Linked DNA regions of Homo sapiens: all the other regions are linked to region 2. The links are chromatin contacts, found by Hi-C or POLR2A ChIA-PET in ENCODE. All regions are on one chromosome and are shown on one strand. The core of a region is the stretch at or near the end of the contact, and the rest is flanking DNA. Distances in the headings are between cores, read along the strand shown. Region 1 holds the start of C11orf65 (chromosome 11 open reading frame 65). Region 2 holds the start of RAB39A (RAB39A, member RAS oncogene family). Region 3 has its middle 27 kb from the start of EXPH5. Region 4 overlaps DDX10 (DEAD-box helicase 10).

The links. Hi-C counts contacts between places; a loop is a spot of excess contacts on that map. ChIA-PET counts read pairs that join two places held with the same protein, here RNA polymerase II (POLR2A). Pooled maps may share reads with other maps.
Region 1: a loop to region 2 is called in a pooled map, with 8 times the contacts of the local background. The contact joins the promoter of C11orf65 here to the promoter of RAB39A in region 2. A Hi-C loop is called at or near these places in 3 of 37 single-sample maps with no recorded cell type and 9 of 50 pooled maps.
Region 3: a loop to region 2 is called in a pooled map, with 6 times the contacts of the local background. The contact joins the enhancer-like site here to the promoter of RAB39A in region 2. A Hi-C loop is called at or near these places in 2 of 50 pooled maps. POLR2A ChIA-PET finds 5 or more read pairs at or near these places in 4 of 52 experiments (WTC11, activated CD4-positive, alpha-beta T cell, activated CD8-positive, alpha-beta memory T cell and 1 more).
Region 4: a loop to region 2 is called in a map with no recorded cell type, with 5 times the contacts of the local background. The contact joins the enhancer-like site here to the promoter of RAB39A in region 2. A Hi-C loop is called at or near these places in 1 of 37 single-sample maps with no recorded cell type and 5 of 50 pooled maps. POLR2A ChIA-PET finds 5 or more read pairs at or near these places in 1 of 52 experiments (Caco-2).

What each region holds. Positions count from the first base shown.
Region 1 is chr11:108,465,702-108,470,814 of GRCh38, reverse strand. C11orf65 (chromosome 11 open reading frame 65) reads left to right here and starts at 3,286. Exons shown (of 9, transcript NM_152587.5): 1 at 3,286-3,344. RefSeq lists a cis regulatory region at 3,202, enhancers at 3,130-3,274, 3,215-4,067 and a silencer at 5,099-5,113.
Region 2 is chr11:107,924,909-107,929,812 of GRCh38, reverse strand. RAB39A (RAB39A, member RAS oncogene family) reads right to left here and starts at 1,365. Exons shown (of 2, transcript NM_017516.3): 1 at 1,018-1,365. The coding sequence starts at 1,244. RefSeq lists silencers at 890-1,109, 1,140-1,629.
Region 3 is chr11:108,618,563-108,623,676 of GRCh38, reverse strand. No RefSeq gene overlaps it. Among named protein-coding and RNA genes, the nearest start is that of EXPH5, 27 kb to the right of the region's middle. RefSeq lists an enhancer at 1,631-1,710. Within about 2 kb of position 1,781, at least 5 of the 41 ENCODE cell types and tissues checked have a DNase peak (open chromatin) inside an H3K27ac peak, as active enhancers do.
Region 4 is chr11:108,731,707-108,736,967 of GRCh38, reverse strand. The region is part of intron 13 of DDX10 (DEAD-box helicase 10); the gene reads right to left. The region is part of intron 2 of LOC124902750 (a long non-coding RNA gene); the gene reads left to right. Among named protein-coding and RNA genes, the nearest start is that of DDX10, 69 kb to the right of the region's middle. RefSeq lists an enhancer at 3,077-3,196. Within about 2 kb of position 3,432, at least 7 of the 41 ENCODE cell types and tissues checked have a DNase peak (open chromatin) inside an H3K27ac peak, as active enhancers do.

The sequences.
Region 1 (5,113 bases), core at 2,037-4,536, 540 kb before region 2:
GTACTTTGGGAGGCCGAGGTGGGTGGATCACAAGGTCAGGAGATCGAGACCATCCTGGCTAACACAGTAAAACCCCATCTCTACTAAAAATACAAAAAATTAGCCAGGTATCATGGAGGGCGCCTGTAGTCCCAGCTACTTGGGAGGCTGAGGCAGGAGAATGGCGTGAACCCAGGAGGCAGAGCTTGCAGTGAGCTGAGATCCTGCCACTGCACTTCAGCCCGGGCAACAGAGCGAGACTCCATCTCAAAAACAAAAAAAAAAAAAGAAAAAGAAAATACAACAAGGGTACACAGAAGACAAACAGTCCCCTGGCATAACAAGAGTCACTGTAGTGAAGAGGACAGATTTCTCAGCCAAGAATTAGCTAAAGGTGCCAACTCCCTTCCTCTAGCCTCTTCAAACTGCTAAGCCTCAACAAGAGGATTGATGCCTGGTTGGAGGTCCCTCTGGCCTCCTTTAGGACCACTGCAGGACCTGTGCCTTTGACCCACACCCACTCCTCATGTGTGACATTGTGGTTTTCTACTACATGACATATTTTCCACAATTATAAAAGATTCCATGCTCACATCCGGGAGACAGCCTTGGAGTCCCCTATTGTTGGAGTTTGCTCCAGTGCCAAAGCAGAGAGGAAAGAAATGGCATATAATTGTGACTCTTCTCCCTAGGCAAAATGGCATGTAATTGTGACTCTTCTCCCTCGGCACTACAGATATTTCCCCTTTCCTCATGCCAATTCATTTTTGTTTCCTTATCTCTTGTCTTCACATGGTTTATAAAGAAAAATCTTTGCCTTGTAAGTGGAAAGCAAGAATATTAATTTCATAAATATAATATGATATATTGTATAATAGTAGTAAGACAAAGAAGAGAGAAAAAGAAGAGGAAGAGAATAAGTGGAGAGGGGAAGAGAGAAGGAAGGAAGGAACGATTTCTGTGAAACCACCCAGAAGTTCTTCTGAGTTCTGCGTCTTAGTAAACTGTTCCTAGATTTAAGCAGGTACATATAAATGAATAAACCTAACACTTGACAGTTTCTAGTCTTAATGATCCCTTGTGGCTACTTTAAAGAAAGATACTTTTAAAGAACTGAACAATTTTTACATGTATTAGAGCAATAAGAAAATGTTCTAGCCTGTTATGTAGAAATTGCTGAATTCTTGTGGATCAGGTTAGAGGTAACATAAGTACTCAACAGTAACTATTGTAAATACTTTTTAAAATAATTCAGATAAGCACTACATTAAAAATATGCAGTTTATTAGGTTGATGCAAAAGTAATCGCGGTTTTTGCCATTATGTTTAATTATGTATGTTTAATGACAAAAACCGCAATTACTTTTGCACCAACCTAATAAAAATAATATCTAAACAGCAGTATACCTTAAATTTATTTTTATATTTCATCCAGTACATTTAGGAATTTTTGTTCTAAATTATTTACTGGCTTAGTTTTGCAGTTTTTTAATTTAAAATTTTTAAATTGTGGTAAAATATACATAAATTTATCCTTCTAACTAGTTTCAATTGTACAATTCAGTGGACTTAAGTACATTCACATTGTTGTGTAATTTTGAATTTAATTTTTTTTTTTTTTTAGAGGGAATCTTGCTGTGTTGCCAGGCTGAAGTGCAATGGCGCTATCTCGGCTCACTGCAACCAACCTCTGCCTCCCGGGTTCTATCAATTCTCCTGCCTCAGCTTCCTGAGTAGCTGGGACTACAGGCAGCGCGCCACCAGGAGATTGAGACCATCCTGGCTAACACAGTAAAACCCCGTCTCTACTAAACATACAAAAAATTAGCCGGGTATCATGGAGGGCGCCTGTAGTCCCAGCTACTTGGGAGGCTGGGCTAATTTTTGTATTTTTAGTAGAGAGGGGGTTTCACCATGTTGTCCAGGCTGGTCTTGAACTCCTGACCTCAAGTGATCCGCCCACCTCAGCCTCCCAAAGTGCTGGGATTACAGGTGTGAGCCACCACACCTGGCCTGAATTTAAATTTTTTAACCCAGTTTCTATTAGATTGAAAATTAAGATATACATAATGTTTCCATGACTATATTTTTACAGTTTATTGTTCATAACTACTGTGTATTAATGCATCAAGGCAACTACATAAAGAGGAACTGAAGCTCACCCCTTGCTTATGATTGTGATGATTTTAAAGAACTCTGGAAGTTCAGTGAGTCACTGAATTAACCTACCAAGAATTTTTTCTGTACAAATGTTTTCATTATACAGGGAAATTTCTCTTCAGGTGTTTCTTTTCCCTCCTTAAAAGTTTATCTTCCTTACAAACAAATTATATTCCATGCATGAACATAGGACGAACATAGCAAAACTGGGCAGTTCTGAACAAGATTTTTTCACATTGCAATAATCTGTGACCAACTAAAGCACTGCCAAAGTGTCAGACTCAGAATTCAAGCAAGTCAGACTTGCTTTAGATAAGCAGTGCTTGCATTATTTAAGGTCATTTGAAAACTCATTCAAGAGGTCGTCTGTTTTCACTTAAAGCAGTTTAGCTTAACCAGCTGAAGAGCTTACATTTAGAAATAACATTGGACTGCAAGTCACGTATTCTTTGACCTTGAGCAAGACCTGTCAAATAGCTAGAAGGATCAGTTGTCTCATTTTCAAATGAATAAATTAAACTAATTAAATAGGCCGGGCGCGGTGGTTCACGCCTGTAATCCTAGCACTTTGGGAGGCCAAGGCGGGAGATGGGGTAGGGGGGGATCGCTGGAGCCCAGGAGTTCAAGACCAGCCTGGACAACATGGAGAAACCCTGTCGCCACTATTAATAAAAATAGAAAAATGAGCCTGGCGTGGTGGTGCACTCCTACGGTCCCAGCTACTCGGGAGGCTGACGTGGGAGAATCACCTGAGCCAGGGGAGTTCCAGGCTGCAGTGAGCCGAGATCGCGCCACTGCACTCCAGCCTCGGCCACAGATTGAGACCCTATCTCAAGAAAAATTTTACAAAAATTAATAGAAAATATTTCATTATATTTCTCAACATCTTTAAGGTTCTTGGTTGAAATGACTGGGCTTTATTATATACTAAGCCCAACTTCGTAGACAATCACTTTGCTTTCCCTTCCAAAATCCTTTGCCTCAAAGCCACTGACAATCGAAAGCGGGCTTCTAACAGAACCAGCAGCCTTCACAAGCGGTTGGTCTATATCCCCTGCACTTTGTCAGAGCGCGAATAGAGGAAAGGCGGGGCCTAGAAGGCGGGGCTAGGAGGGCAATGGGGCGGGACAGAACGGATTGAGTTACGTCATTTCCGCCTGCGACGTTACCTAGGAGTCCAGCGGCGCCCGGGCCAGCAGCGATTGGTAGGTGAAGGGAATAGTGTCCCTTCTCTCAGCGCGTACTACTGTTCCGGTAGCCTTTGTGCCCACTGGTTTGAGCCTTCGTTGTTTCAAGGCCCTAAAGAACCCATACCCTTGATACCATTCCCCATCCGCCCCTCTTAAGGACGTTTCATTCCTCTAAAGCCCTCCCAGCGAGGCCTCCAGCTGGTTTACAGTCCTGCCCGGGAGTAACCCCTTCCTCAGAGCTCCTTTCCTCGCCCTCGGTGAAGTTGCGTCGGGCTGGTTGACAAGTCCTTACTGCTCATACTGCGCCTTCACAGATCCCCACACCCCAATCCTCCGCAAAGATATTACTCCGTCCACCTTCCCGCTGACCGGGAAGTACACATTAATCTTCCTTAGATTTTTCCTCATTTCTTTCCTTTGCCCCCTCCCATTTGTTTTACGTCTTTTCAGTTTTTTTAGAGATGGAAAAGGGAAACGCGTTTTTAAAGAATAGGTTAGTTTTTCTTCTCCTGCCCCTAGCATCAAGGACCACAGGTAAAAAGGAAAAGCGAAATTACGAAACTTATAAAGGCCACGCGAATCATTTGTTTATTCAATAAATTTAGTAGAGGAAACAAAATAGGACGTATACAGGTTCCAATTCAAGCAAAGTAAAGATTGTTTGCTGCTTTAAAAGTGAAACCAAGAATCCAAACACGTCTTGTGGGCTTTTTTCCACGAAGCGTAAAAATAAATAAGTGAAAACATCATCTATTATGATAAAAAATTTTATTGATTAGGGATATAATAAGCTTGGAAAATACTTATCTGTGAATCTACAAGTGGCACATGGGTGTAGTAAAATACTTCATTGCCTGAGCAGTTGTTTGATAGTACATTTTATTTGGTTAGTTTTTTGTTGTTGTTTGTTTTTGAGAAGGCATCTCGCTGTGTTGCCCAGGCTGAGTGCAGTGGCGTGATCTCAGTTCACTGCAACCTCTGCCTCCTGGGTTCAAGTTATTCTCCTGCCTCAGCCTTCCGAGTAGCTGTGACTGCAAGTGTGCGCCACCACACCCAGTTTATTTTTGTATTTTTACTAGAGACAGGGTTTCACCATATTGGCCAGGCTGGTCTCAAACCCCTGACTTAAGGTGATCTGCCCACCTTGGCCTCCCAAAATGTTAGGATTACAGGCCTGAGCCACCAGACCCGGCCTGGTAGTACATTTTAGTATCTTAAAACTTATGAAGGGTTTTCACAATGGTTATTTTATCTGGAGCATCATAATAACCATATAAAGTCGATCTTATTTCTTATCTAAAGCCAGCAACGGTCCCACCCTCCTTTCTGCTCCAGATGGTGTCCTCTTACACCTACTCAAAGGTTTTACCATTTAACTTATCCCTTTTTTTGCCCCTTTAAGTTCTCCGTCACTTTAATTTCTCCCTCACTACTGGATGGTACATTTTAACATGCTTTAGAATCTGTCGTTTTTTGTTGTTGTTGTTGTTTTTTTTTTTTTTTAGACCGAGTTTCACTCTTGTTGCCCAGGCTGGAGTAGTGGCATGATCTCGACTCACCGCAACCTCCGCCTGCCAGGTTCAAGCAATTCTCCTGCCTCAGCCTTCCTGAGTAGCTGGGATTACAGGCATGCGCCACCACACCCAGCTAATTTTGTATTTTTAGTAGAGACGGGATTTCTCCATTTTGGTCAGGCTGGTCTCAAACTCCCAACCTCAGATGATCCGCCCACCTTGGCCTCCCAAAGTGCTGGGATTACAGGCGTGAGCCACCGCGCCCAGCCT
Region 2 (4,904 bases), core at 116-2,615:
GCCTTTGAATCCTAGACATTTAAAATTTGCTTTAAACCTGCTTCCATCTCAAATATTCAGGAAATGCATATAATTTCATTTACTTTTTATTTACACAAGTCGCCTTTGTGAAACCCTTCATGTCCCCAGCGGATATTTAGGAGGAGACTATTCATTTGGATCCCTCCTTCTGTCTTTAGAAATATTATCACCCTGGAACGTTAAGTACTGATCATAAGCAAAATTAAAGTTCCTGGCGAATCTCAATATATGTCTTTTTCCCACCAAACATGACAAACTTCTAAAGACAACTCAACCCTTCACATACACACACACACACACACACACCCTCAGCTGTGCCAGTGTCCCTGATGTTGCATCTAGTTAACCTACAAGACCCATTCCCACGGGTCATGACCCAGTATTTCTGATGACCACATTCAGTGCTGTGAGGTGCCCAAACCATTACCGCATCCACCTCTCTGTGAACCATGCCCAGTGAGCTCATGCAGGAACCTGGGTTGGAGCGCTCCTTGCTGTGAAGCTAAAGGATCCATCACGAATCTGGGAACCCTCCCTCGCGGTTCTCCCCGGCCACACAGCGTGGGAGCCGCTGGGTTAGGGTAGGAAAAGGGGCGCCTGCTTGGAGGAGGGTGGTCGGGTCATGCTGTGCGCAGCCAGGGAAGCCGAGTTTGGGAAGAAGGCAGCCGGGGAGCCGGAGGGGATAAAAATACCCACAGGGGCTGAAAGAGTTGGGGAAGAGGGGGCGGCGAGGACGACCCCGGTTCAGGCGGGAAAGGAAAGATGGAAAGGGGGCGCAGGAAATGGGCGCCAAAGAAAGAAGTGAGAAATTGCGGAGGAGGAAGTCGTCCCTGGAAGAGGAGGGGCAAAGGGGAAGCGAGAATGGAGTGTTTGCACTTTCGAGAGGGAAGGGCCAGAGCCTCTCCCGACCAGGGCCGGCGGGGCGGACGCCTGGGGAAGGGGCGTCCGGGCGGGCTGAGGGGGCGGCGCGGTGCCCAAGGTCCCCGGGGTCCCTACCTGAACCGCTCCTGTCCCGCCGTGTCCCAGAGCTGTAGCTTGATCCTCTTGCCCGGCTCGATCTCCAGCAGGCGGGAGAAGAAGTCCACGCCGACGGTGGGGTCGCAGGCGGGGGAGCGCAGCCCGGGGAAGCGGCCCTGGGTGAAGCGGTGCAGGAGGCAGGACTTGCCCACGGTGGAGTCCCCGATCACGATGAGGCGGAACTGGTAGATCCAGATGGTCTCCATCGCTCACGTGCCCCGCTGGCTCCCGGGCCGCCCCACCCGCGGGCTAAGTTCGGCGGCGGGAACTGTCCTTTCAGCACCTCGCGGGCGCCCGCCCGCCGCCTTCCAGCATATTCCTGCGGCTGCGGCCGCCGCCTGGTGCCCGCCCTCTCGGGAGAGAGAGGCGGGGCCAGGCCCGGCTAGGGGCGGGGCCTCTGGACGGGGGCGGGGCGGGGGCGGTGGCGCGTGGGAGGGGGAAGCAGGTTTGCTGCCGCGAACTCCCGCCCCTGACCGGCTGCAAATCACTCTCCCTCAACGCTCACTGGGCGCCGGCAGGAAAGTGGGCGTGGCGGGAAGACGTGACAGCAGCAACAACCAAGGAAAATGAAGCAAGGTCTCAACTCCGGGAGGGTCAGCCAATGAAAAGTGAGAGTCGTTTTCTTACAGGCGTCAGGGCGGGTTGGTCAGATTAGGGCTCTGATTTTGGAAGTCCCTGAGGCCATAACTTGGGTCATTGCTTTGATTCCTCTTTTTTTTTTGTCCCCCAGGCTGGATTGATGTGGTGAGATCTCGGCTCATTGCAGCCTCAAGCGATCTGCCCACCTCAGCCTCCCAAGCAGCGGGGACCACGGGTGTGAGCCATCACACCTGGCTAATTTTCTTCTGGGTTAAAAAAAAATTTTTTTTTTAGAGATGTGGTCTCGCTATGTTGCTTAGGCTGGTCTCAAACTCCTAGGTTCAAGCGATCCATCCACCTCAGCCTCCTGAGTAGCTGGGACTACAGGCGGGGGCCACCACATCCCGCTAATTTTCTAACTTTTTGTAGAGATGGGGTCTTGCTGTGTTGCCCAGGCTGGTCTCGAACTCCTGACCTCAAGTGATCCTCCAGGCTCAGCCTCCCAGTGCTGGGATTACAGGTGTGAGCCACCACACCCTGCTTTCTTGTCTTGATGAGAGCCACCTCCAAGGCATTTTAAGGTGAAGGAGTTTTGGGCAGGATTGAAATAAATTTGCACAGCCAGTTCTGGGTGCTTCTAGCAAGGGCTCTGGCTGTTGCTGCGTGCTGCCACTGTCTGTTCTTCACTGCTATGAGTACCACAGAAGAGTGAGAAACGCCAAGTATCATCCCCATACCCTCTGGGGCCCTCCAACCCTGGGGACAGTGGCAAAAAAAAAAAAAAAAAAAAAAGCCGGGGAAATGTTGAGAAGCTCATGAAATTTTCAGCTCTCCTTGGTCTCCATTGTTTAAGTCAGAAAAAAGCGAACAGGTGGTCTCTTAGCTCATGTCTGATTAATGATGTAAGTAAACAAAGCAGAACTTAAATTCTGGTGAGATCTTACTACTTTCTTGTGCCTTTCCTCAAATTGAGTAATAGTGACGTCAAGGTTTATCTTTAAAAAGTGAAACAGTTTAAAAGTGTGTGTTAGGCCGGGCGCGGTGGCTCACGCCTGTAATCCCAGCACTTTGGGAGGCTGAGGCGGGTGGATCACCTGAGTCAGGAGTTCGAGACCAGCCTCAACATGGAGAAACCCCGTCTCTACTAAAAATACAAAATTAGCCGGGCGTAGTGGTGCATGCCTGTAATCTCAGCCACTCGGGAGGCTGAGGCAGGAGAATTGCTTGAACCCGGGAGGCAGAGGTTGTGATGAGCTGAGATCGTGCCATTGCACTCCAGCCTGGGCAACAAGAGCGAAACTCCATCTCAAAGAAAATAAATAAATAAATAAAAGTGTGTGTTTAGGCCGGTCGCAGTGGCTCACGCCTGTAATCCCAGCACTTTGGGAGGACGAGGCGGGCAGATCGCCTGAGGTCAGGAGTTCGAGACCAGCCTGGCCAACATGGCGAAACTTCGTCTTTATTAAAACTACAAAAATGGCCGGGTGCAGTAGTTCATGCCTGTAATCCCAGCACTTTGGGAGGCCGAGGTGTGTGGATCACAAGGTCAGGAGTTCAAGACCAGCCTGGCCAAGATGATGAAACCTCCTCTCTACTAAAAATACAAAAATTAGCCACGCACGGTGGCAGGCGCCTGTAATCCCAGCTACTCGGGAGGCTGAGGCAGGAGAATCGCTTGAACCTGGGGGGCAGAAGTTGCAGTGAGCTGAGATGGTGCCACTGCACTCCAGCCTGGACGACAAAGCAAGACTCCTCGTCTCAAAAAAAAAAAAAAAAAAAAAAAGCTACAAAAATTAGCCAAGCATGGTGGCACATGCCTGTAACCCCAGGTACTTGGGAGGCTGAGGCAGGATAATCGCTTGAACCCGGGAAGTGGAGGCTGCAGTGAGCCGAGATTGTGCCATTGCACTCCAGCCTGGGCAACGAGAGCAAAACTCCGTCTCAAAAAAAAAAGTGTGTGTTTACCAAAACAAAATTTTCAACAATTCCACTTTTTTCTTGTGCACATCCCAAATTCTTATATCGATATTCATCCCTATTTCCTTTGCTGTTTTGGAGGAATTGGTGTTGGCTGTGTTTAATCCCCTTTCACTTATCTTTTTGGGGCTTTTCCCAACAGTTGACTTTTATTTCATACCTTTTATACCTTGAATCTCCCCTTCTCCAGTGGCTTCTGCTCCTCAGCCTATAAACATGCTCAATTATCTACAATTCTAAAACTAAGCAAAACACCTCTTCATTACGCTTCCCCTTCAGATTGTTGACTCCTCCATCATTCTCCTTTTCAAATATCAGAAATGATGATCTATTATCATTTCTCATCTACCAGTTAGTCTTCAAGGAGGCTTATATACCCCTAACATACTCTCTGTGCCTAATATACCACTGCTTTTGATAAGGCTGTCAGGGACATCCTAATTATTAAATCCAAGCCCCCACCCCCACCATCCTCACCACCACCCCACTGCAGTGTCATCTAGTTTTAGTTGTCATTCTCCTTTTTTTTTTTTTTTTTTTGAGACGGAATCTTGCTCTGTCGCGATCTTGGCTCACTGCAGCCTCCGCCTCCTGGGTTCAAGCGATTCTCCTGTCTCAGCCTCCTGAGTAGCTGGGACTACAGGCGTGGGCCACCACACCCAGCTAATCTTTGTATTTTTAGTAGAGACAAGGTTTCACCATGTTGGCTAGACTGATCTCGAACTCCTGACCTCAAGTGATCCACCCCCCTTGGCCTCCCAAAGTGCTGGGATTACAGGCATGAGCCACTGCACCTGGCCATGACTGAATTTTCTGTAAGCACAACCTGAACACCCTTATTCCTTGGCTTCCACAAAAGCATTCTCTCCTAATTTTCTGTTCTTTTTAACCTTCTTCAATGACTCCTCTTTCTATGATTCATTTCTTCAATACTGAAGATCTTAAGAGATCCTTCCTTCATCTCTTTTCCCTCTCCCCACTTTTACCTTCACTTTGGGCTTTTTCTGGCAACCTCATGTACTCCAGTGACTTCAGTTACCCCCTTACCCATATCAAATGTCTTCCCCCAATCTCTGCTCTGTATTCAGGACCCGCATTTCCAACTACTTCTCTTAGATATTGGATATGCATTTCAGACTCTACGTATCTGTGTTGGTTAGGATTCTTTGAAAAAAACTTCAGTTAGGGTGATATTAAAAGATGAGAGCACTTATTCTAAAGATATAGAGTGTTTTTACAGAATCCGCAGGCAGGAATGATGTTGGCATCAGAAAGGTATTTGAACTGGGAAAGAGAAAGCTGCTGCCGGG
Region 3 (5,114 bases), core at 532-3,031, 690 kb before region 2:
AAAAATAAGAATAGAAAGGAACATAGAAGCCCTTCTGGAATGGGGAAGAAATGAGGCAAGAAGTCAAAACCAGTATCTTCCTTCTCCTTGATCACTCAACCCCTCTTTGCCTTCATCCTTCCCTTTTTGTTCAAATTGTTTCTGCCTAAAGTAAATCCTTCTTTAGCTCTTTTAGCAAGGAATGTGAGTGGTAAATCTTCTCTGTTTTGTATTAAAATATTTTTATTTTGCCTTATTTTATTTTGACAATTGAATGATAATTTAGTTGGGGATAGAATTCTAAGTTGACAGTTTTGCAACTTTTATTCCATTGACTCTGAATTTGATAATTTCTGTTGAAAAGTCTATTGTCATTTTAACTAATGTTCTCTTTTAGTTTAAGTTTTAAAAATCTTTGGGTGTCTTAATATTTTCTTTTCATTTGAGGTGTTCCATCATTAGTTATCCTGAAGATTCATGTCTTTCATTAATTTAAGAAAATTCTCAGACATTATCATTTGAAATACTGCCTCTCCCACTCTTCATTCTCTCCTTTGGAAATTCCTATTAGATAGGCACTGGACATTTTTCTTCTTTCTTCCATATCTCTTAAACTATCTTTCATATTTTCCATTTCTCAAGCTTTTGAGAGTCACATTTGTATATATTTCCTTAGATCTAAATTTCAGGTCATGAATTGTCTATTTAAGAATTAGTGTAGCTGTATTTTTTTATTTTAATTTTTAGAAATTTTATTTTTTAAAAGTAGGACTTTGATCTTATTTTCCTGTAATTCCTATTCTTTCTTATCTCTTGTTTTAAACATACTTATTTTATAGTGCTATAAGCTGAAGTGCTTGGGAGGGAGTATATAACTGCTGTTTATTGAATCTGATAACTTTCACACATGGTGGATTATTTCCTCCTGTATTTTGTCATTTCACTGGGGATCATTTTTTCTTTGTAGCCTTGGGTTTGGAAGTACCCTGTAAAGTAGCTTATTTGTTTGTTTATTTATTTATTTATATGGTTTGTCTGTGTCCCCACCACAATCTCATCTTGAATTGCAATCCCCATTATCCCCACATGTCGTGGGAGGGACCCAGTGGGAAGTGATTGGATCATGGAGGCAGTTTCCCCCTTGCTGTTCTCATGATAGTGAGTTCTCACAAGATCTGATGGTTTTGGGAGTGCCCGGCATTTCCCCTGCTAGCACTTCTCCCTCTTGCTGCCCTGTGAAGAAGATTCATTCCTTCCCCTTTGCCTTCAGTCATGATTGTAAGTTTCCTGAGGCCTCCCAGGCAATGCAGAACTGGAAGTCAATTAAACCTCTTTCCTTTATAAATTACCTGGTCTTGGGCAGTTCTTTATAGCAGCGTGAAAACAGAGTAATACATTTATTTTTTAATTTTTTACTTATTTATTGAGACAGAGTCTTACTCTGTCACTCAGGCTGGAGTGCAGTGGTGCAATCTCGGCTCACTGCAACCTCCACCTCCCAGGTTCAAGAGATTCTCATGCCTCAGCCTCCTGAGTATCTGGGACTACAGACACGCACCACCATGCCTGGCTAATTTTTTTTTTATTTTAGTGCAGACAGGGTTTTGCCATGTTGGCCAGGTTGGTCTCTAACTCTTGGCTTCAAGCAATACACCCGCCTTAGCCTCCCAAAGTGCTGGGATTACAGGCATGAGCCACCATGCCCAGCTATTTGTTTATTTAATTTTTGCTTCTGGCATACTGTCAAGTTGAGGTTTACATTAACTTTGTGACTCGGGGAGTTTCTGGACAATACAGGAAATTCCACATCTGTCCATGGAGTACCTGGGGTTTTAATTTCTTGAAAGAGCTTATGTTGTTTTCTGCCCAAAAACCTAGGCATTGACATGTTTCCTTTGAGTCTCCCTGAGACTATGGGGAGAGTTCTTCTAGTCATTCTTTCACACAGGCACATCGCTCTCAGTGTCCCTGCATAGGCTTAAGACCTATGGTCTTAAATAGCATTGTTAATTTCTAAGTGTAAAATTGCAGAGTCAGTCTGTGTGCTTACCACAAGGCTTTCACATCTTTTTTCCATTTCTGGTATGGGGAGTTTCCTTTCTCTATGTAGTTACATATAATTATATTGTACCTCTAAATAGCTACATTGCATCCAGCATTTTGAGGTTTACGAGAGAAGATTCTGTGTTATCTTAGTCCTCTTTGTTGTTAGAACTACATGTTTAGCATTGAATTTTTAATTTCTTGGCAAGCATCTGTGGTTGCTTTTATGTCTTGATTTTAAAATGACAGTTAACTGTGTTCAAAGTAGTACTGATGTTTCATTCTTTTACCAAAATCAAACTTATTTCATTGAAGTGAAAATTCAAAATTAAAGGCAATTTCATAGAAAAAAACTTTAGTTTTATAGAAAAGTTAATCCATTGAGACTTCCATTTGCTTGTATGAAAATGATATGATACAGTGGAGTCATGAACTACTTTGATTGTTATAAACCAATGAGAAAAAAACACAAGAAGCAAATGTAATATATGAATGATGGTTTCAATCCAAGTGGAGGCATGAAGTGAGAGAAAGTTTTACAAGTAGTCAGATAGAGATAACTGGTAGAAGAATTGAGTCATCACACAGCAAATACTATAAAAGGCATATTGTCATAAATGAGTAGATAGGTTACATAAATTTCACTTCTGTACACAGAAGTTCAACAGTTCATGACTACTATGTATAGTAGTAAGTATGCAGTTAAAAAAATTCTGAAAACAGTGTGTTTTATTCATTAGCGTTGCATCGGGAGGATACAGTATTAAAATGAATATTTCATTAAAGTAACCAATGGCTGATTTTTTTAAAAACCTAGTTCATTGTTTTCTTTCAGCAACACTATACCCTCTGTTTCATGACATACATATTGGTAAATAGATTTTTAGGTTATTTAGTTTTCTTTTTTTAATTTTTAAGTTTAAAAAAATTATTGCCCATATAGTTTAATAAAGCTACATGAATCAGAAGTTTGTACCTAATTTTTTGTTTGTACATATTAAGTAACATTTAAATTAAAACAATTCAAGTCATCATTAAAGATCCAAGTAAGAAACAGTGGTATGTAAGTGTTAAAAGGAAACTTGAGACAAGTCAAATTTGATGGAGTTTAGTTGAGCAAAAAAAAAAAAAAAGGAAACAATTTGTGAATAGGGTAGCCTTCAGAATTACAGCAGAGTCAGAGAGACTCCTGGGGTATATCGTGGTCAGAACAAATTTATAGATTAAAAAAAGTAAAGTGACGTACAGGGATCGGAAATGAGGTACGGAAACAGTGAGATTGGTTACAGCTCAGTGTTTGCCATATTTGAACGCAGTTTGAACACTCAGCAGTCTATGAGTGGTTGAAGTATGGCTGCTGGGATTGACCAACACTCAGCTATTGTTACAGGTGCATACTCCTAAGTTTAGTTTTCAGTTTTGTCTGCCTATTAAGCTAGGTTATGGTTCTCCACAAGGACTCAAATATAGAAGTACAGAGTCCTTCTCAGGCCATATTTAGTTCACTTCAACATAAGATAAGACTCTAGGGTGGGAGATAGAGTCCATGCACTGCAGCCCTGGATTTTCTATTAGGTTGAATGATATGAGCTTGTCATATAACCTTTTTCAATTTTACCTACAAAAATTGCAATAATACATAATAGCTATGTAAACTTGAGTAAGAAATTTAACTTCTTTGAGTCTACCCTTTCTCATCTGTAAAATAGAGAAAAATAGTTCTGACCTATTAGAATATGGCTGTTTATATATTAGAACAGAATTTATTTTACTTATCTAATAGATAGAGTTATTTTTTTCTCCACGAGGATATGTTCCAAGGAATCTGGTCTTTTATAATAAAAAAAAATTGCTCCATTTCCCCTTGGGGAGAAGAGGTGTCCTGCTTCCCCCAACCACTGGCAAGAGGGGAGAGGAGAACTAGCTGAAAGAATTTTCCCAAGAAGAGTAGAAGCTCCACCTCCTTATCCTACCAGAAATCTCAAAGATGGCCTTGCCATGTCTGGGAGTTTCCATGCCTATTCTTGACCCAATGTTAGACTAAGAGCTTCCACCACGGCCATAAACGACACTCTAGTAAAAGCCAGATGGTATCATGTTACAAGGTACAAGAAGAGCAAAACATATTTCTACACAGAAAGGCTATAAAGATCCAGGACACTTTTGTCAAAATCCACATACAGTTTCCCCTTCAACAACCGGGGTTTGAACTGCGCTGATCCATTTACATGAGATTCTTTTCAACCAAGAACAGACTGAAAACACAGTATTCCTGGGATGGGAAATCCTGATATACGCAGGGTAAACTTTTCATCTATGGGGGTTCTACAGGGTGGATTGCTGAACTTGAGTATGTGGGGATTGGGGATTTGCAGGGGTCCTGGGGCCAGTCCTCTGATTATACAGACAGATGGCAGTACTATTTTGGGTTGGAGAGAGTGACGCTTATGATTGCAGTCACTATCAACAAGATACTGAAAATTAATTTTCAATAACAATGACTGTTAAACAACTCATCTATTTGTAGGATATTAATTTGGTGGACAAAAGGAAGACAAGCAGTCTATACTCAATAAAAAACAAATATGTATAGATAAACAATAAGCCATCAGATTTGATTCCTAAAGAATGGATATAAAATTCAAGAATTTGAGGCAAAAAATCATAGATCTACATAGATATGTAGACACAAAAGATCTATACATAAATACATGAACATATATATAAAATGTATATAGCCTTTGACTTAGCAGACAGAGACAGAGAAAACATTCACAGACACACAATGATAGGAACAGTAAGGATTATCTTACAGATCATGAAAGCCATGTGAGGTAGACCATCCATTTTCGGACAGCATCAGTACACATTTATATTAGTGGCCAGAGTGATACCAGATTTCATCTAACATTCCATGTATAAGGATAATCATCTCTCAACCACCAGCCTCAGGCAGCCATGAGAATTAGATAGTATGAAATAACATTTCACAAGGGGCTGCTATAGACATGAATCATATTTACCAAAAGAATAACTACTGTTTGTGATGTTACCAATTTTATTTACATGGAGGGAGGGGGAAGGGAATAGAG
Region 4 (5,261 bases), core at 2,183-4,682, 810 kb before region 2:
TAGACAATGTGCCTACAGAAGCCTATATATTAATTCTTCTTCTTAATCTTCCTTCCCTTTAGGGGTATAGGGTGGACAATTCAACTAGAGAACTTGTCTTAGTCTGCTTTGTGCTGCTATAACAAAATACCTGGAACAGTGTAATTTATAAAGAAGAGAAATTTTTCAAAGTTCTGGAGGCTGGGAAGTCCAAGACCAGGGCACCAGCATTTGACATCTGGTATGAGCCTTCTTGCTGCATCCTCACATGGCAGAAGGCAGAGGGCAAGAAGGAAAAACTGTGTCCTCACATGGCAGAAGAGCAAGCTGGAAGAACACTACAAGAAGCCTTTTTATAAGGGTCTTGATCCCATTAAGGAGGAAGGTGCCCTCATGACCTAATCACCTCTTAAGGCCCCAACCTCTTAATACTATTCCACTGACAACATTCAAATTTTGGAGGAGATGCATTCAAACCATAACAGAGCCCAATACCAAAAAGAATCAAGGAACCCTCACATTTCAACTTCGGTGGTATCACTTATAAGGCCAAATCCCGCCCATCCATGATAACCCAAGAGGCATAGAAAGGGTGATAAACTGCAAAACGTATTCAGTGACAAACAGTGTATTTCCATTAAACATTCACTATGTTACGAATACACACACTCACACATGCAAAAACACACCACAACACTGTATAATTTTATGGCCATATAAACAGAAGAAACAAACAGAAGAATACAGAATGAGGTTTTATTATTAAAAGATAAAATAATCCAACCTAGAGGGAGACAAAGGAAGAAGCAAAAAGGTTAAAAAAAAAAAAAAAAAGAACTAGGGAAGCAAAGAGGGGTTCATTTTTCTCATATTTTAACTTTAATATATTTTACAAAGTCATTGGTTTGTGATTGCTTCAAAATTACAACATTAACCCTTCAGCAAAGACGGCTTGAGAAACACTGTCCTAAAGACTTAAGATTTAAATCATCATGAAATCTGTATGCTAATCTTACACTTATTTTATAAGTAAGTTTATACTTATACTTCACTTTCACTAAACAATAGGCATTTCTTAATATGCAGACATCCCTGTTCCCACTTAATTTACTGAAGTGCCACTGCTCTAACCAATCAACCTGCTAGTGCAAGGTTCAAAGAAGGTCTGAATTATCTTCACATTCCCCCTAGAGTGCCTAGCTCTCAGTGTTCAATAAACCAACTGGCAGCTTACACATATGCTCAGAGAACCAGTAAAGCTGGAATACTTTTTTTTTTTAATGTTCTTGAAATAATTTATTTCAACAAAAGCAGTGAAGTAGCCATCATGGAGAAAATAACTTCAGGACTTTCTTACTATTTTCAAGTTTCATACTGTTTTCATTTCAAATTACCTATGGGGGAGGAGGAACAATAATATTTTCAATGCTTAAAACCTCTAAAGTTCATGATCCAGCAACAACAGAAGAGTGCCTTATACACCCTCCATGGTGACCACCTCTGATCATTCTATCTGAAATTGCAGCATGCCACCCACCTTCCCTGAATTCTATATCCCCCTTACACTGCTTCATCTTGCCCCTACCATAGCACACATATTCATTTTTTGTCCATCCCACCCATTAATGCACAGGGAATACTGTTGGTTTTGCTAACAGCTCTCAATGCCTAGCACACAGCAGGTGTTCAAATATTTGCTGAATAAATTTTTCTAAAAACTTCATGAAGTCTTCACTTAATAAGCCGGCATTTCACCTAAAATGTACACTTTCATGGTAAAGAACAAAGCTTCGCATCAAAGCAAAAGTGATTTAATTCTAACTGTCACCAACAGATGGCACTAGCCTCAGATGTTGCCTTGGACTTGAAACCGTGTTTCAAAATATGCATTGAAAAGAACAAAGTCAAAACAAAAATTTGCTTGGACAATTTAAAAGTGTTGAAAAGAAATGTGAAAGTTGAATCCAGTGCCATCACAAAGACAGTCCTCCCATTAACAAGTTCAGGTACAGATACACACACTGCTTAGAGACTTAAAAAGTGGTCTTATGAACAGCATTTCTGGAAACTAATCTGCCATATTAGCAGTGTTGTACAATTATATTTGTTAGAGCCATATAAACAAGCACTTGTTTATGAATTTGAAAACTCCTTATTTCTAATCATATAACAAGTTCAAAGGGCAATTCACATGACCTTCAAGAACAGCCTGTCCTATTTCACATTTCTTTCATTACCTGTGTAACTACCTTAAAATAAAGATAAATACGGCCTGTAAAAGTAGCTGTTTAAACTTCAACCACAAAAGTAGATTTAAAAATTCAGTAGTTAGCAGATGTTATAAATATTGAATATTGTATAAAAGAAGGAGATAAAGGAAAACGACTCAATATTTGATATAATGATTCAGCATGTTACAGAATAAACATCATGCCAAAACCAGCTTTAAGCTTTCCACTGAAAATTTACATCCTCAGGAAGTCATCTGCATACCAAACTCAAATAGGAAAAAAAATACATAAAGCAACTCAATATATGCATCTAAGCTTCATGTTACACAATAACAACTCCTTTTGAATTGGAACAAAGCTTAGATTACAAAAAAAGAATTAAGCACAGGATGCCAAAAAACAGAAAAGACACCTATAAGACAAATGAGCATATATACCAAACTATTTCAGCTGGCAACATCTGAGATCATGCTACCATTGTTTCACTTCATGGTAGCAAAAATTCGGAGTACAGTAGTCTTGACTTTAGAGTTCTTCCTTCTGTTTAAGTCAACTGAACATTACATAAGGCCCCTGAACACAAATCACCAGGTATGGAAGAGATAAAAATTAAGAGACATGTGGCTACATTATGAAATGTCAAGAAAAAGAAAAAAATACTAGCAAAATAGACCATTGGAATCCAGAGGTCAGTGGGTTGAAGAAGTAAGGGATGGCTTCAAAGAAGAGACAAGATAAGCACTGCATCTTGAAAGATGTGAAATGCTGGAGTGGGAAGAAAATAATCCAGGAAGGAATCCTTCACTGTTTAAGTGGAAACTGGGAAGAATGGTCTCGCAGGACAATAGGATAGGGGCTAGCTTACAAAACCCAACTGCAAGGGTGAACTTAAGGGTAGCATGGAAGGTAAACCACTTGAAAAAAAATACTAATTTGACCAAGGTTCACAGGAAGATGACTCAGAAGAACAACGAGAACCAATTATGAAGCTTATCCCCCCGAGCCAAGAATGAGGTAATAAGAATCTGGGGGCAGAATGGCAGTGTAAGTGGGAAGTGAAAATGGAACACTAAAAGCCACCACTAAATGTAGAAATGACGGGAATCAAAGCAAGCACAATCATACCGAGGCAAGTCAGAGGGGCCTAAGTACAGACTCCAGTGCTAGCGCTTCACTAACTATGCAACATTAGGCAAGGAAGTAAGTGAACCTGTCAAAGCCTGTGTCTGAACTTGTAACATGACAACAACACTACACAAGGCTGTGGTAAGAATTTAAATAAGTGAGATATGATAGTCAAAGTGCATGGTAAGTTATAAAAAAATTGATAGATGTTAATCATTTTCCAGTACTTATTTTACAAATACTTAGTCCAAGTTCCTAAAAGTCACTAAGTACCTAACACAGTCCCTGGCATCCGTTAGGTAACTGCTGCTGAAAGGAGGGAAAAAGAGAGAAAGAGAAAAAGTGAAGAGACAAGAGGCAGAAACATCCTAGCTCCCACATAGGAGAATCTTGATTTGGAACTTGGAATCTTTTTATAAGAGTATACTTATAAGCTTCAAAGTTAGCTAATCTGTGTTTTAACACCAACAGTGAGTTCTTACAGTACTAAAAAAAGAAAAAGCTACTAAAAAAAAAAAAAAAAGTAGGACTAAATCAATGTAAACAGGATCTGGAATCAACTCTAAGGTACAATGAATAATCTATGGGTATCATTCAAATCTTAATTAAAACTGACCTATGTTTACTTTTAAGAAAGCTTTAAAAGGACATTTGTTGAGCTAAAATGGAATCTACCCAGTCTCATTTCTAAAAAGGTTTAAACTGAAAAAGAAAAGAAAGCATATGCTTAGAGATTTCATTCTCACATTTAAGGAAATAAGTGTTCCAAAAATAAATTTTAATTTAATCATTTTAATTGTATGTTCATGCTCTTATCTAACACTGTCTCCCTGGAGGTCAACTTTCTGAACACCCAACAAGACAATTAGCCAAAACAAGGTTCTTCCCTATGGTGGGAGGTCAACCAGCCATCTCTTACTGCCTTTGTGCCTGATCACTACACCTGCGCTCTCTCCTGCACATGTCTTATTGCTTCATCACTCGTGGCACTTCTCCACTGCTAAGAAAATCTTGTTGTCCTTCACTGCATCGATCTCGTCAAACAGAAAAGGATTGTGACAAGGCAGCATTCCAGAAGGCCTTGCTTGCACCTGGCACTCAGTACCTCTCGTCTCCATTTACGCCGAAGTCTAAAGGCAAACATTCATTTTATACTCCAAGTGTGCGCACACAATGAGTAGCCCAAAATTATTTACAATACTGTCAATTACACTGACATTACCCAATTACAGAAAGCAAACTACACACAAATAATGGTAGGCACGACAGCAGAGAAAGAAAATGTGACTTAGCATCACAAATAGGTTTAACTGCTAACTTCACCACTGTGACCTTGGACAAGTCACTTAAAAGCCTTCCTTTCCTCCTCCGAAATTTTAATAGCTACCTTTCTTGTCATAAGGAAAAATGAGAACTTATGCAGAAAGTGTTCAGTATATGGTAAAATGCCAAATAATTATGGTCTTAATTATAATGATATGATTATTAGACATATTCCATAAAATCTACAATCCAATGGGTTCCTACTGGCTCCAAGTTTCAATTTGGTTCTTGTACAAATCTTCTTTTTCCAGAGAGACAAGAAAGGGAAAAAAAGATAATCAAGATAAAGAGGATAAGTTATAAGTAACAAAGCCAGTTCCCTTCTGTGTCTGGTATGGTGTCTACAAAGACAATTCTAAAACATGAGCAACAAAAATTTCAACAAAGTCAGCAGTGTCTGGAAAAGTGCTTAGTCTTCCCACAGGGAATATACTCATTTATATGTGCAAATGATAGTATTATTCCCATTTTATGTATGATTTGATTTTTCTATATCTCGTCTATCCTTAAAAATAGGTAATAAAGGAAAAAAGCAGCCTCCAGTGACTGATGGATGCATACAACACTAAAATATGAAATGCAAAAGTAAAGGATAAAATGGAA